2 separate regions of the Mus musculus genome follow, and region 2 is linked to region 1. The links are chromatin loops, found by intact Hi-C in ENCODE. Cell type or tissue: heart. All regions are shown on one strand. Links, peaks and the distances in the headings refer to the core of each region. The heading gives the core; the rest is flanking DNA.

Evidence for each region. Hi-C counts contacts between places; a loop is a spot of excess contacts. Peaks named below come from ENCODE experiments on the same cell type or tissue, not always from the same donor. Only the 100,000 strongest peaks of a DNase experiment are listed, where the experiment ranks them.
Region 2: a loop joins it to region 1, with 2.2 times the contacts of the local background. A loop is called at or near these places in 2 of 42 quality-filtered maps.

What each region holds. Positions count from the first base shown.
Region 1 is chr12:111,738,989-111,747,439 of GRCm38, forward strand. It overlaps a transcript of Coa8 not described here. Among named protein-coding and RNA genes, the nearest start is that of Klc1, 16 kb to the right of the region's middle. In heart, for the core only: no CTCF peak of the experiment used is centred there; DNase peaks (open chromatin) are centred at 4,723 and 5,203; H3K4me3 peaks cover 165 bases; H3K27ac peaks cover 821 bases.
Region 2 is chr12:111,848,320-111,853,319 of GRCm38, forward strand. The region is part of intron 4 of Ppp1r13b (protein phosphatase 1, regulatory subunit 13B); the gene reads right to left. Among named protein-coding and RNA genes, the nearest start is that of Zfyve21, 37 kb to the left of the region's middle. In heart, for the core only: a CTCF peak has its summit at 3,104 (motif pointing left); DNase peaks (open chromatin) are centred at 282 and 4,882; H3K27ac peaks cover 571 bases.

The sequences.
Region 1 (8,451 bases), core at 2,079-7,078:
CCTCCAGCCAGTGCTCTTAACCATCCCTCCAAGCCCCAGTATTGTTCCAGGCCTAGAACTCATCATGTAGACCAGACTAACCTCCTGCCTCCCAAGTTAAAGGTTCACTCTACCAAGTGTATTATCAACTCCAATGTCATCCATAATACTTACACATCAGCTTCTGGCGGGAGCTAGGAAGTTCTTACCTCTTCTCTGGAAATCTCCAAGTTGGTATCAGTTGCTTAATGAGGAATGCAGAGGCCAAAGCGATGTGCTAAAGCTAGGATAAGCCTCTGTCTGCCCAGGCACCTAGTTTTCTGCCCTTGTGTCAAGAGCTAAAGCTTACAAAGATGGGTACAAGACTGGAAACAGCTCAGAGCCCTAGGGAGCCAGGAGAGAAGAGGGTCTTCTCTTCTGCCCTTGCTTTCCCAGGAGTTTTCAAGCCAGTGGTGTGAGCCTGGTGCTTCCAGTGACCATGGTGGACGGTGAGGTGGAGCTGAGAGGTGAAGGAGTTTTCAGACAGGAATACTGCACCGAGGGTGTAGCTCAGGGTAAAGTACTTCCTAGGATCTGTGAAGCCCTGGGACCAATCGGTCAAATCTGTCAGCACACACACACACACACACACACACACACACACACACACACACACACACACACACTCACAAAGATGAAGGGTGATCAAGGATGGAGGGCAGAGTCAGCAAGCTGAGCACAGATGTTCAGGCAGGGAAACAGTTGTAAATGATGCTGAAGTGATGAGTTTCTTTCTTGATTTTTGAGACAGAGTTTCTCTGTGTAGCCTTGGCTGTCTTGAAACTCTGTAGACGAGGAGGCTGCCCTCAAACTCACAGAGATCCACCTGCCTCTGCCTCCAGGAGTGCACCATCACCGCCTGGCTGGTGACCTTTCTTTACGCATTTGTGCAAATCCAGGGCATATTCAGCACCAGTGGCCCTTGTGTGTCCCATGGTCCGATGATGCTTCAAATGAGCCAATGCATGGGAGGAATCAGAGTGCACACGGGACTTCACCTTCTGCTCAGTCTTGCTGTGAGTGAGAGTGGCTTGAGTGAACAGTTTGTTTAGAACAATGTATCTCTGCCACAGTGCCAGGACTGCCCTTGTCCGGTGTCCCTGGAACCTGCAGCATCTCACCTTTGTTCTGAGCCTCCAGCAAAGACCTCCCCGTGGATGATGTGAGCAGAAGCTCCCCCAGCCCATCTCCTGTCTTTCCTGGAAGCCAGGCAGCCCCACCCTTACCCTCATTCATCCCAGCCTCACTCGGCTGTGGGCTCAGCAGATTCCATATGGTACCACCTCAGGTACCACCACTCACCCGTTTTAACAAATAAGTTATTTATTGAGACAAGTTTTCACTGTGTAGACAGAAGTGACCTTCAACTTACATCCTCCTGCCTCTGCCTTCCACGAGCTGGGATTAAAGGCTTGTGTTACCAGGCCTGGCCCTCATAGTTTTGTTTTGTTTTTTTAAAAAAAGATTTGTTTGTGTGTTTGTTTGTTTGTTTGTTTGTTTATATGAGCACACTGTAGCTGTCTTCAGACACACCAGAAGAGGGCATCAGATCCCATTAGAGATGGTGGTTGTGAGCCACCATGTGGTTGCTGGGAATTGAATTCAGGACCTCTGGAAGAGCAGTCAGTGCTCTTAACTTCAGTGAGTGTTCTTACCTCTCCAGCCCCCCTCATATATATGTATATGTATATGTATATGTATATGTATATGTATATGTATATGTATATGTATATGTATATGTATATGTATATGTATATGTATATGTATATGTATATATATTTTTTGAGACAGAGTTTCATTGTGTACTCAGACTTCTGGAACTCCGTATATAACCTTAGGCTAGCCTAAATGCTTCTTCCTCCTGCCTTCGCTTCTCCAGTGTGGCATTTGTCACACGAGGACCATGATTTCTGGAGGAAGAAGTTGAAACTTTTGGCAAATCAGTCAAGTCCAGCCTGTACCCCTTTCTCGGGCTTGTAGCTCACCCATACCCAGCATCTCTTCTCTAGACACCAGGGCGACAGCAGCCTCTCTACCCCTTTACTCCTGTGTGAGACTGTCCCCTAACCCAAGGTGTGCCTTCCCGTCACCCCAGACTGGCAAAGCCCTGAAGGGATTAAACCACTGTCCCCTAGGGCTTGTCTTCCCTTCTGCCTCCCACACTGTCACCCGCAACCTGCCAGGTACTTGGCACCCAGGTGACCTTTAAAAAATATTTTATGTATGGCTGTTTTACCTGCATGTTTGTCTGTGCATGCCTGGTGCCTGTGGAAACCAAAAGAGGGCATTGGATCCCTTGGAACAGAAGTTGCTGACAATTGTAAGTGGCCACGTAGGTGCCTGGAATGGAACGCAGGTTTTCTTAAAGAGCAGTCAGTGCTCTTAATTTATGAGCCATCTCTCCAGCTCTGGGATAACCTTCTTGTCTATAGTCTCCGAGTCTGGCCTATGCGTTAGCTACTGCAGGACCTTAAGGAACTCCAGATGTGCAGGACACTGGAAATGCCCAGGGGACTTCCATTATCTGCCCACTAGTCTGGCGGAAAACCAGTCTGACCACAGGAAGCCCTCAGGCTAGGAGTTGCAAGCAGCCTTACCTCTTCAAGGGACCGCCCTCTTATATAGCCCTTTCCGGCTGTCCCAGAGGAAGGCCTTTCCACTAATGCTTCTCTACCCAACCTGATGCTTTATCCCTTTTGCCTGAGTGGGTGGGGAGCATCTCAGAGATCGAAGGAGGCTGAGAGGGGTTGAAGGCAGGAGATCAGGCGGAAGCCTACAGGCCAGTAAGCCTAGAGTGCCAGCAAGGCAAGCAGACAGACCCCGTGTCAGTGCTGACTTCCAGAAAGTTCTCTCACCTCCACACCTGTGCTGAGGCAGGGGGGCTCAGGCCTGCTTTTTTTTTCTCCTCCTCTTCTTCTTCTTCTTCTTCTTCTTCTTCTTCTTCTTCTTCTTCTTCTTCTTCTTCTTCTTCTTCTTCTTCTTCTTCCTTCTTCTTCTTCTTCCTTCTTCTTCTTCTTCCTCCTCCTCCTCCTCCTCCTCCTCCTCCTCCTCCTCCTCCTTCTTCTTCTTCTTCTTCTTCCTCTTCCTCCTCTTCCTCCTCTTCCTCCTCCTCCTCCTCCTCCTCCTCCTCCTCCTCCTCCTCCTCCTTCTTCTTCTTCTTCTTCTTCTTCTTCTTCTTCTTCTTCTTCTTTAAGACAGGGTTTCTCTGTGTAGCCTTGGCTGTTCCAGGAGGAACTCTCTGTGTGGCCTCAAACTCACAGAAATCCACCTGCACCTGCCTCCTATGTGCTGTGATTAAAGCTGTGTGCCACCACAACCAGCCTTCAAGTTTTTTTTTTCTTTTTTAATTTAACTTTTGTATTTATTTGAGACAGAATCTTACTGTGTATGTAGCTTAGCTGGCCTGGAAATCACAGGGTGGCCTCAAACTCACCGTGATCCACTTGCGTCTGCCTCTCAAAATTAAGACCTGTGACAAGATTAAGGCCTGTGCCACCACCGCCTGGCCTTAATAAATACATTTGTTTGTTTGTTTGTTTGTTTCAAGACAGGAGGTTTTTTTTGTGTAGCCCTGGCTGTCCTGGAACTCACTCTGTAGACCAGGCTGGCCTCAAACTCAGAAATCCACCTGCCTCTGCCTCCCGAGCGCTGGGATTAAAGGCGTGTGGCACCATGCCCGGCTGTACATTTATTTTTTTAAGTAGGAAACAAAATGATTCTAAGCACTTAGCACCTTTTGTTTTTAAACCAAGGTTTCACATGGTCCAGGCCGTGACACAGTTCATAACCAAGGATAGCCTTGAATTCTTTTTTTTTTTTTTTTTAAATACATATTTGTTTTATTTATTTATTTATTATATGTAAGTACACTGTAGCTGTCTTCAGACACTCCAGAAGAGGGCATCAGATCTCGTTACGGATGGTTGTGAGCCACCATGTGGTTGCTGGGATTTGAACTTCAGACCTTCGGAAGAGCAGTCGGGTGCTCTTACCCACTGAGCCATCTCACCAGCCCAAAAGGTTTTCTTTTTTTTTTTTTTCAAAGATTTATTTATTATTATATGTAAGTACACTGTAGCTGTCTTCAGACACTCCAGAAGAGGGCGTCAGTTCTTGTTACGGATGGTTGTGAGCCACCATGTGGTTGCTGGGATTTGAACTCTGGACCTTTGGAAGAGCAGTCGGGTGTTCTTACCCACTGAGCCATCTCGCCAGCCCGAATTCTTTTTTTGTTTGTTTGAGACAGGGTGGCACGATATAGCCCTGATTGTACCAGAACTCACTATGCAGATCAGGCTGGCCTCAAACTCGCGGAGATCGGTCTGTCTCTGCCTCCCAAGTGCTAATGTCAAAAGTGTGCACTGCCGTGACAAACAAGCCTCCAGCCTCGAACCCTGGATCCTTCTGCCTTTCCCAGTTTCCTCTCACTACCTAAAGATGCAGCTCAGAGGCACTAAGCAAGTGCATGTTGCTGAGTCACATGACTCCAAGATCATGTGACACCATCTCCAGCACTTGTTCACTTTCTAAATTCCACTTCCCTGCCTTCATGCAGCCCTGGCAGCCCCCTTCATTGTGCCCCTGTCCTATGAATCCGATGTTTTAGAGACTTCACACATGTGGAGCCCTACAGGATCCAGTTTCTGAGACTGGCTGACCTCACAGCCCAGCGTTCTCAAGTCCTGTCCCCCCCACTCCCATGTTGAAAGAAAACAGCTGCTTACAGCTGCTTGGAGCTGGCCACCATAACTCACAGTGGTACTCAGTGTGTGTGAGGGCTTCCCATGAGGTACTGAGAAGAGCTAGGGTGCTCACGAGACTATTCTAAGCCATCAGAAAAGATAGACCCTAGCCCTCAGTGGCATTCGTCCTTGTACCCTAGGTCCTGTGTCTGCTAAGGAACTTGCTACTGACTGTGGGCATCTGCCAAGGATTTTTTTTACTTTTATGTTGTAAAAAATGAATCGACCGGTCTCCTAGAAACATTCTGGTTGCTTCCAACGGCTGATTATTGATTGTTGTAATTGGCTCCACTTCGTCCTGAGTCAGTCCTCCGTGGAAAAGTACAAGGGTTCCCGCTGGAGGAGGATGAGCTGGTCAGACAGAGCGAGGAGGTGGCCAGAGGAGGCTCTTCCTGGGTCCAGCTGACAGCCCTGCTGCCCCAGAACACCCTGGTACCCAGGGAGGCGCTGGGCACTGAAATAGGCGCCAGCCTCTCGTGGGGGTGAAAAGAGGAACAGAAAGCAAGCCTGAGCGTTTGGCACACGCTCTGGGAAAGGGCATCATTTTGCTTCTGTCCTGCCCATCCCCCCGCACCTGCACCAAGGAGCTGTTCTGGGGAAGACCATCTGCAGTGTGTGTGTGGGGGGGGGTGGGGTGTATGTGAGTGTGTGTGTGTGTGTGTGTGTGTGTGTGTGTGTGTGTGTGTGTGTTACAGTCCAGGTGAAGGAAACTTGCTTTTTTAAAATAAAAATTGTGTCCCACTGCTGGGTGTGGTGGCTCACGCCTTTAATCCCAGCATTCTGGAGGCAGAGGCAGGTAGATTTGTGAATTTGAGGCCAGCCTGGTCTATAAAAGTGAGTTCCAGGGCATCCAGGGCTGTGAAGTGAAACTGAAGTGAAACCCTGTCTTGAAAAACCAAATCAAACCAACCAACCAACCAAACAAACAAACAAACAAACAAACAGAAAATTGTGTCCCATATGTCCTTCGAGCTTCCGAGCCTCTCCACGTGGTCAGCCATGTAGCAGCCTAGTTCTAGTGTGCTGTTCACTCTGCCTTGGTGCCACCTGCACACTGCCAGCTCCCACACTGTGGCTAGCCTTAGTTCCATCTAGTTAGAGCATCGTGGACACACCTCTGGCTGTGGACATCAGACTCTGATCATATGGTCATGAAGAAACAACCTTTCAAGGGCAGAGCTAGGATCCTCTGGGTCCCTAACCCATGGCTCTCTGTCGCTTCATTCCACTAACAGACATATCAGATGCTGTTATCACACCTGGACCCTCACTCAATAGTGAAAGAGAACATATGTGGGGACCCTTCAGGGTCCTCAGACATTTATTCCGTGGATCATGGCATCCTTTGAGCTGAGCTGGGAGAGTCCTGGGTGTCCTTCATCGTCCCAAGGCAGGCCTTGGGTCTCGGGGCTCTGCCTAGCTGCAGTTTGGAACCAGAGCCCTGCTATTACAAACATGGCTGGTCATGATCATGGCTGCTGTCTGGTGCAAGCCGAGGGGACAGACAGGCTCTGAGTCACTGCTACAGGTTCAGGAGAGCATTGGTGAACATATTATATGATATGATGGGGGAGAGAGGAGAGAGGAAGGAAGAGAAAGACGGGGATCTATGCAGTAGATATAGATTACACAGCTTGCTACAAGACTGAGTGCTGTGGAAATGGGGCCTGGCTAGAGCGTGCAGGGATAGCAGGTGACAAGGGCGGGTGCTCTAGAAGATCCCGTGACTAATAGGTGTAACTGCTGTATCCTGCAGCTGCCTGGGGCAGGGTGGCCTTTGTGTCGTGGGTAGTGGGATGTGGGAGGAGAGAGGTCTTTGTGGACAGGCAGGTGATTATACTTAAGCTGTCATCCCAAGGGCTTGGGAACCATCAAGGGTCTGGCCATCTGAGGGTCACTACCCGGCCATGTTACCAGAAGGCAGGGACAACGTGGTAAGCCCCAGAGAGGCTCTGCCTGTGTTGTTGCAACCACACCCTGCCCAGAAAATAATAAACAACTTTAAACAGGATCGAGGGCTGGTAAGTGACTCAGTGGGCGAATGTGTTGGCCACCAAGCCTTGACAACTTGCATTCCCAGGACCCACACGGTGGAAGGAAGGAACTTCAAGTTCCCTCTGCATGTACCATGTAGCATGAGTGTGGGTGCACCCAAATGAATAGGAAGTAAGGTTAAAGACAGATACAGTACACCCTCAGGAGGCAGAGGCAGGTAGATCTCTGTGAGTTCGAGGCCAGCCTGGTTTACATAGTGGGTTCCAGGGCTCTATAGTGGGACCCTGACTTAACAAAAGAATAGGAAGGGAATATGAGGAGGGGGTGAGCCTTCCTTTGCTCCCTTCCCCTCAGTGGTGAGCCTCTGCCCCAGAACTGAGAGAAAGGCTGCTGCTGTTCTCAGCTGTGGGGATTTTGGCATTTGGCTCTGCAGCCCCAGGAGACATGTCTATATAATTCTATAATTAGCACAGAGGAGGCCAAGAAGAGGGCTCTGGGCATGCGCTAGGAGGATGGGCGGTGCTGGGTCAGAGAAGGGAGAGGAGCTTCCTGTGTGGGGTGGGGTGGGAACAGCCTGCGTGCTCAGCAGCTTTGGAACAGAATGGCTGGATGGTGAGAAAAAGCTGCCAGTGGCCAGTTGGACTAGAACTCTGGAAGCTTCGGGCTTACTTCCCTGGGGCAGCATGGCACAGGACCTGAGTAGAAGCCTTTCCACCGGTGTCCTGCTTGAAGCCTCAGTTTCTCTATTTGTAAAATGGGGCGATGTTCCCTGCTCTGGCTGACACTCGTGAGAAATGAGAGTGTGGGACTCTGGATCAGCGCTGGGGCTAGGCCTTGACCATGGTTGCTGAGGGAAGGTTGTGCAGAGGGAATCCTGAGGGCTGGAGGACTGGGCCTCCCTGGGGCCGGGCCAAGCCAGGCCCCCCCCACCCCCCATCTGCTTTCTGATGGGCACTATCTTCTCAGTGTGTACCATCTCAACCTGTGCAGAACCAACTCCGAGGTTACCTATGCAATATCTATTACGACCTTCTGCAGAGGTTGGTTTGGTCTTCCAGGGCCAGGCAGGTTGAACCATTCAACTGGCCCATGGAATCTGACTAGTCCCTGAGCAGGTGGGCTTTGGCTGCCCTCTCTATCTGCACAGGTCGGAACCTGGATGGGAAGACAGTAGCTAGAGGTATGCCTCTGTTTGGGGCCTTCATCCCACCCCACACCTTTCTCCTTTTGTTTTTGAGGCAAGGTCTGATGTAGCCCAGTTGGCTTTGAACTTGCTGTGTAGCCGAGGTTAACCTTGAACTCCTGATGTTTGTGAGATTACAAGTATGTGTCCCTATAACCCTTCCCAGTGCCTTTCTGCAAAGAGTTTGCATACACATGTAGTCCTAGCCGGCCCCCTTGGTTTGAGTCCAGCCAGAAGTGGTACATGGTTCTCTTCTCTAAGCACCATGTATGTGAGCAAGCCTAATATATGGGACCTAGAAATCGTTCCTCAGCTGTCTCCAGCTGCACTTGGAGAACATTTGGGAGCTGTAGAAGGAAAGGGAAGCCTGTCTTGGGGTAAAGATGTAGGCACATGGGCAGCTCACACTGGGGATTGTCACAGGCCTGCAGGGGTGCTGAATAACCAGAGACGGAGACTGTGCTCCCTGTCCAACATCTGCAGAGTGCTGGGTGGGTTCTCCAGGCCAAAGCC
Region 2 (5,000 bases), core at 1-5,000, 110 kb after region 1:
GGGCCATCAACTGCTTTCTGACAGGAGGGAGCTGAGGCCTGCTCTGTGGAGGGAGCTGAGGCCTGCTGTTTTACGTTAGTCACAGGCCCTGGAGGATGAGCTAATCCTGCTGTCTGGCTGCTGGACATCCTGTGACCATCACACTGCCTTCTAAATACGTGGTTTATGTCCGGAGGCCAGTGCTGCTGTGTGGAGAGTTATAATTGGCCCAATGCTGAGAACAAGTGACAACAGAATGCCTGGCTGTAAATATCTATCTATGCCGCCCAGATCAAGGCTCAGGGACATCATGAACAGTGAGCACAGACGGTGAGAGCTGAGGACAGAGGAGTGCCATGGGATCCTGACTCGGGACACGGCATGCCTGCTGAGCTCTTGGCCTCACAGTGGATCTGATTACTTGTACAGGAGCTGCATGGGAGTGGCCGGTCAGCAGCCTGTCAGGGATGGGTACGGGTTCACCAGACTACACAGTCACTACAGTAACTCTTCCGCAAGAGTTACTGACAGTTAATGGTTGCTGAGGCAGAGCCACCGCCCATACTCCTGAAGGACTATTAAGATTCCCTGATAGTCTCACAGATAGGGAGATGGACCAAGTTAGATGTGGGAAGCCACATGTGCCGTTGCAGAGTGGCACTGACTACTGCTGGCCACCACGCATAAGTTTGGACAAACAACCAATGTGTACATATGCAGTAAAGTTTTTTGCAAAGACACTGCCTTGCCCGGGCATGATAATGAGGTTTTGAGAGTATAACCAATCAGATGTGAGACATGCAAATGAGGTATGATAATGAGGCTCTGTGAGGTACAGAGAGAGAGTAGCCAATCAGATGAGGAACATGCAAATGAGGCGTAGTGCATAACCAATCCGGGTGTGAGACACGCCTCTCCTAGGCCTATATAAGCAGCACCAGCTCTGGGCTCAGGGTCTCTTCGCCTCTGCAATCAAGCTCTCCCAATAAACGTGTGCAGAAGGATCCTGTTGCAACGTCGTTACTGCTGGCCAGTCCAGCGCGGGCAAGAGTTAGATAGTAAAGATGGTGAACTTCCTGTGGGTACTGACTATGGACTGGTCGGTCCTGCAAGTTCAAGGTCAGATCTTTACCCCACAGCTATGGACCCATCAGCCTCTCTGTCATGGTTCAAACTCAACAACCCTAATTGAGGAAGGAAGACCTCCTTCAGAGACCCTTAGAACCCTCAGTCCTCCAGGAAAGACTCGGGGGCGGGTGTGTGTGCGTGTGTGTGCGCGCGTGTGCACGTGTGTGTGTGTGTGTGTGTGTGTGTGTGCGCGTGTGTGTGTGTGTGTGTTCACCCCTTACAGCCTTTCTTTCAGCGTGTCTGCTGTCTGCTGTCTGAGATCAGCCGCTACCCCTGCTGCCCCCTGCTGCCCCTGCCGTGGTTGAGAATTTTCTCTTTTAATCTTTACCTGGCAGAGAAGATGAACCCAATCAAGACCCCTAGACAGTAACAGGAACTGTCTCAAAAAAGAGATTTAATCTAAGCTCTCAGTGTAGTGGCCTCTAACTGTCTCCGGAGGCCTCTGATCACTCCTGCTCCCTCCTGCAACCTCTGGCACCAGTCTGATGCAGCTAACTTCACACCCTCTGATGACTGATGCAGCTAACTAACTGCACCACCTCTGGGGACTCTGATGCAGCTAACTATCTGCACCACCTCTGGGGACTCTGATGCAGCTAACTAACTGCACCACCTCTGGGGACTCTGATGCAGCTAACTAACTGCACCACCTCTGGGGACTCTGATGCAGCTAACTGCACCACCTCTGGGGACTCTGATGCAGCTAACTAACTGCACCACCTCTGGGGACTCTGATGCAGCTAACTATCTGCACCACCTCTGGGGACTCTGATGCAGCTAACTAACTGCACCACCTCTGGGGACTCTGATGCAGCTAACTAACTGCACCACCTCTGGGGACTCTGATGCAGCTAACTAACTGCACCACCTCTGGGGACTCTGATGCAGCTAACTAACTGCACCACCTCTGGGGACTCTGATGCAGCTAACTAACTGCACCACCTCTGGGGACTCTGATGCAGCTAACTATCTGCACCATCTCTGGGGACTCTGATGCAGCTAACTGCACCATCTCTGGGGACTCTGATGCAGCTAACTATCTGCACCACCTCTGGGGACTCTGATGCAGCTAACTGCACACCCTCTGGGGACTCTGATGCAGCTAACTAACTGCACCACCTCTGGGGACTCTGATGCAGCTAACTGCACCACCTCTGGGGACTCTGATGCAGCTAACTGCACACCCTCTGGGGACTCTGATGCAGCTAACTGCACCACAGCTTACTTTGGAACCTTGCTCTACTTCTGCTGGATTAAAAACACCACAAGAGGGCATTGGATTCCATTCCATTCCACATGGTTGTGAGCCACCACGTGGTTGCTGGGATTTGAACTCAAGACCTCTGGAAGAGCAGTCAGTGCTCTTAACCACTGAGCCACCTCACCAGCCCTCTGTTGTATTTTTAATACAACTGCTTTTTTGTTTATATTTCTTTCTCTAAAACAACCTGTGAAATCTCAGCAGAAGTTTAAAAGTTACCTTCACTAAACATCTGTGTTAAGTGTCTGCAAAGCTAAAACAAACAACATAGGATTGGTTTAAAAAGAATAAGTTCAGAAATTCTACATTTGACCAGTAATCCCAACAGCCTCTGAGTAATTCTTTTTTTTTTAAAGATTTCTTATTATATGTAAGTACACTGTAGTTACCTTCAGACCCACTAGAAGAGGGTATCAGATCTCATTACAGATGGTTGTGAGCCACCATGTGGTTGCTGGGATTTGAACTCAGGCCCTTCAGAAGAACAGTCGGTGCTCTTAACCACTGAGCCAGCTCTCTAGTCCTGAGTAATTCTTTAAATTGTACATTTTATACATTTTTTTTCTGTATGGATAGTTCACAACAAAAAAGAAACAAAAAGAGGAGCTGAAGAGATGGCTCAGAAATTGTAAACACTTGTTCTTGCAGAAGACCTGGATTTAGTTCCCAACACTCACATGGTGGCTCACAACTGTCTATAACTCTGGGTCCAGAGGATCTGATGCCCTCTTCTGGCCTCCATGAGTACTGACATTCATGCATGCAAAACACTCATTCACATAAAACAAGCAAACAAATATGTAACGAGAGAAAATGTGAGCTAGCCAGTGCCAGGCACGGTGAGGATACCTATAATCCCAGCAGGCAGACCTCTATGAGTCATTCTAGGATATCCAGGGCCACAGAAAAGACCCTGCTGCAAAAACCCAGTGAATGTTGATTCTAATGAGAACCATAAGCAAAGTACCAGCAAGTGACTGTTTCCAAGATCATAGCTGATAGGACACCCAGAGCTACACTCATGGTAACCATCTAAATACAAGATCAAACATATTTATTTTAAATTTCTAATTAGTTTATTTTATGCATATGGGTGTTTTTCCATTCGAAAAGCTTCACTGAGCAAAGAGAACAATCACCAGAAGGCAGAGCCTTGGGCAACAAAAGGAACACAAAGCTCGCATCTGCCCTCAGGCTTTGCCTGTCTTGGCTATGGCCTCTAGCAGCTGCTGCAGCCACTCACACACAAGTCTGCACAGAGACTGGCTTCTCTCTCAGGAGCAGGATGTGGTTTATATGGCAGACTGACATAAACTGTTCCAAGTTGCCAAGTGCTCTGCAGATTACAGCATCCACATCCCACCCAGCAATGCGTTCGGATTCCTGCCTCTCCTCTCCACACCAGATCAAGCTTGCTATGTGTACCTTTTAGCATCGGATGTTCAAATGATTTTGTTTGTATTTTCCTGAACATTAATGATGTTGAACCCAATTCCATGTGCTTAACCAGGCATTCATGGATCTCCCTTGGTGAACCCATGCCCAATTCTTAAAAACTGGGTTATTTCCCCTAACCAAGAAGTTATTTACAATTGATACCCACTGGCTAAGGAAAATCAGTTTTCTCTCACTGGGTATATCAACAGCTCTACAGGGCAGGTCATGCTCCAAACACAAAATAAATGCCACTTTTTTTTTTTTTTTGGTGAACTTTATGTTGCACTTTGGCATTTTTGTCTTATTATTTTTTGTTTGTTTTGTGGGTTTTTCCCCCATTTGTTAAGAGAGAGGTTTAAGAGAGAGAATACAAAGTTAGGTGGGTAGGATCTGGGAGGAGCTGGGGAGGAGAAATACATGATAAAAATGTATAAAAAATTTTAAATAAAAACACGAATAAAACTTACTGAGTTTTCAGAGTTCTTTATCTTTAGTGATAAGTAATTAGCATAGGTTAATTGTCAAGCATATGAGTCTCAAGTATTTCCTCCTGGACTTTGTCTTTTTTTCCATTACAAATATTAAGACTACCTGATATGTACTAAACAACCAAACAGACAAATAGCTGTTTGAATATAGCTGAAGACAAATTCATTGGCTGAAAAATGTCTCTATTAAAGAATGCAGAATACAACACAAAGCAAAAGACATTTAAGAGCCAGGAAGAACAAAACAAGACCGGTAGCTAATCAAGATCCAACAGGAAAAAGGGAATGGAATGTCTATAGGGACCTTTGTAGAATTATTAATAGATGCTGATCCTCAGAATCAATAAGTCTGACAAAGTCAGAATAAAGTTAGATGGCCTCACTCATAAACAGGGGACTACTTATTCCTAATTTCCCTATACCCCAAATCCACTGAATGAACGCAGAGAGCTTCCTGAGATCATGCAATACCCATACAAAGCAGTGTAAGAGGAGACGACACTGTACAGGAAGGAGCAGCTGGGGGCCAGATGCACTGAGCAAAGCCTGAGCCGGAGGTGACCCTGGACGGCATCCCAGGCAGAGGTGTGGCAAGAACTGCTGGCAAGGAGAAGAAATAACAGCTATCCACCCACAGCAAGGATCGCAGACTAAGCAAAAGCTGCTTCAGAAGCAGGTGCATCCTGGCCTGACCCCACCTCTGTGTT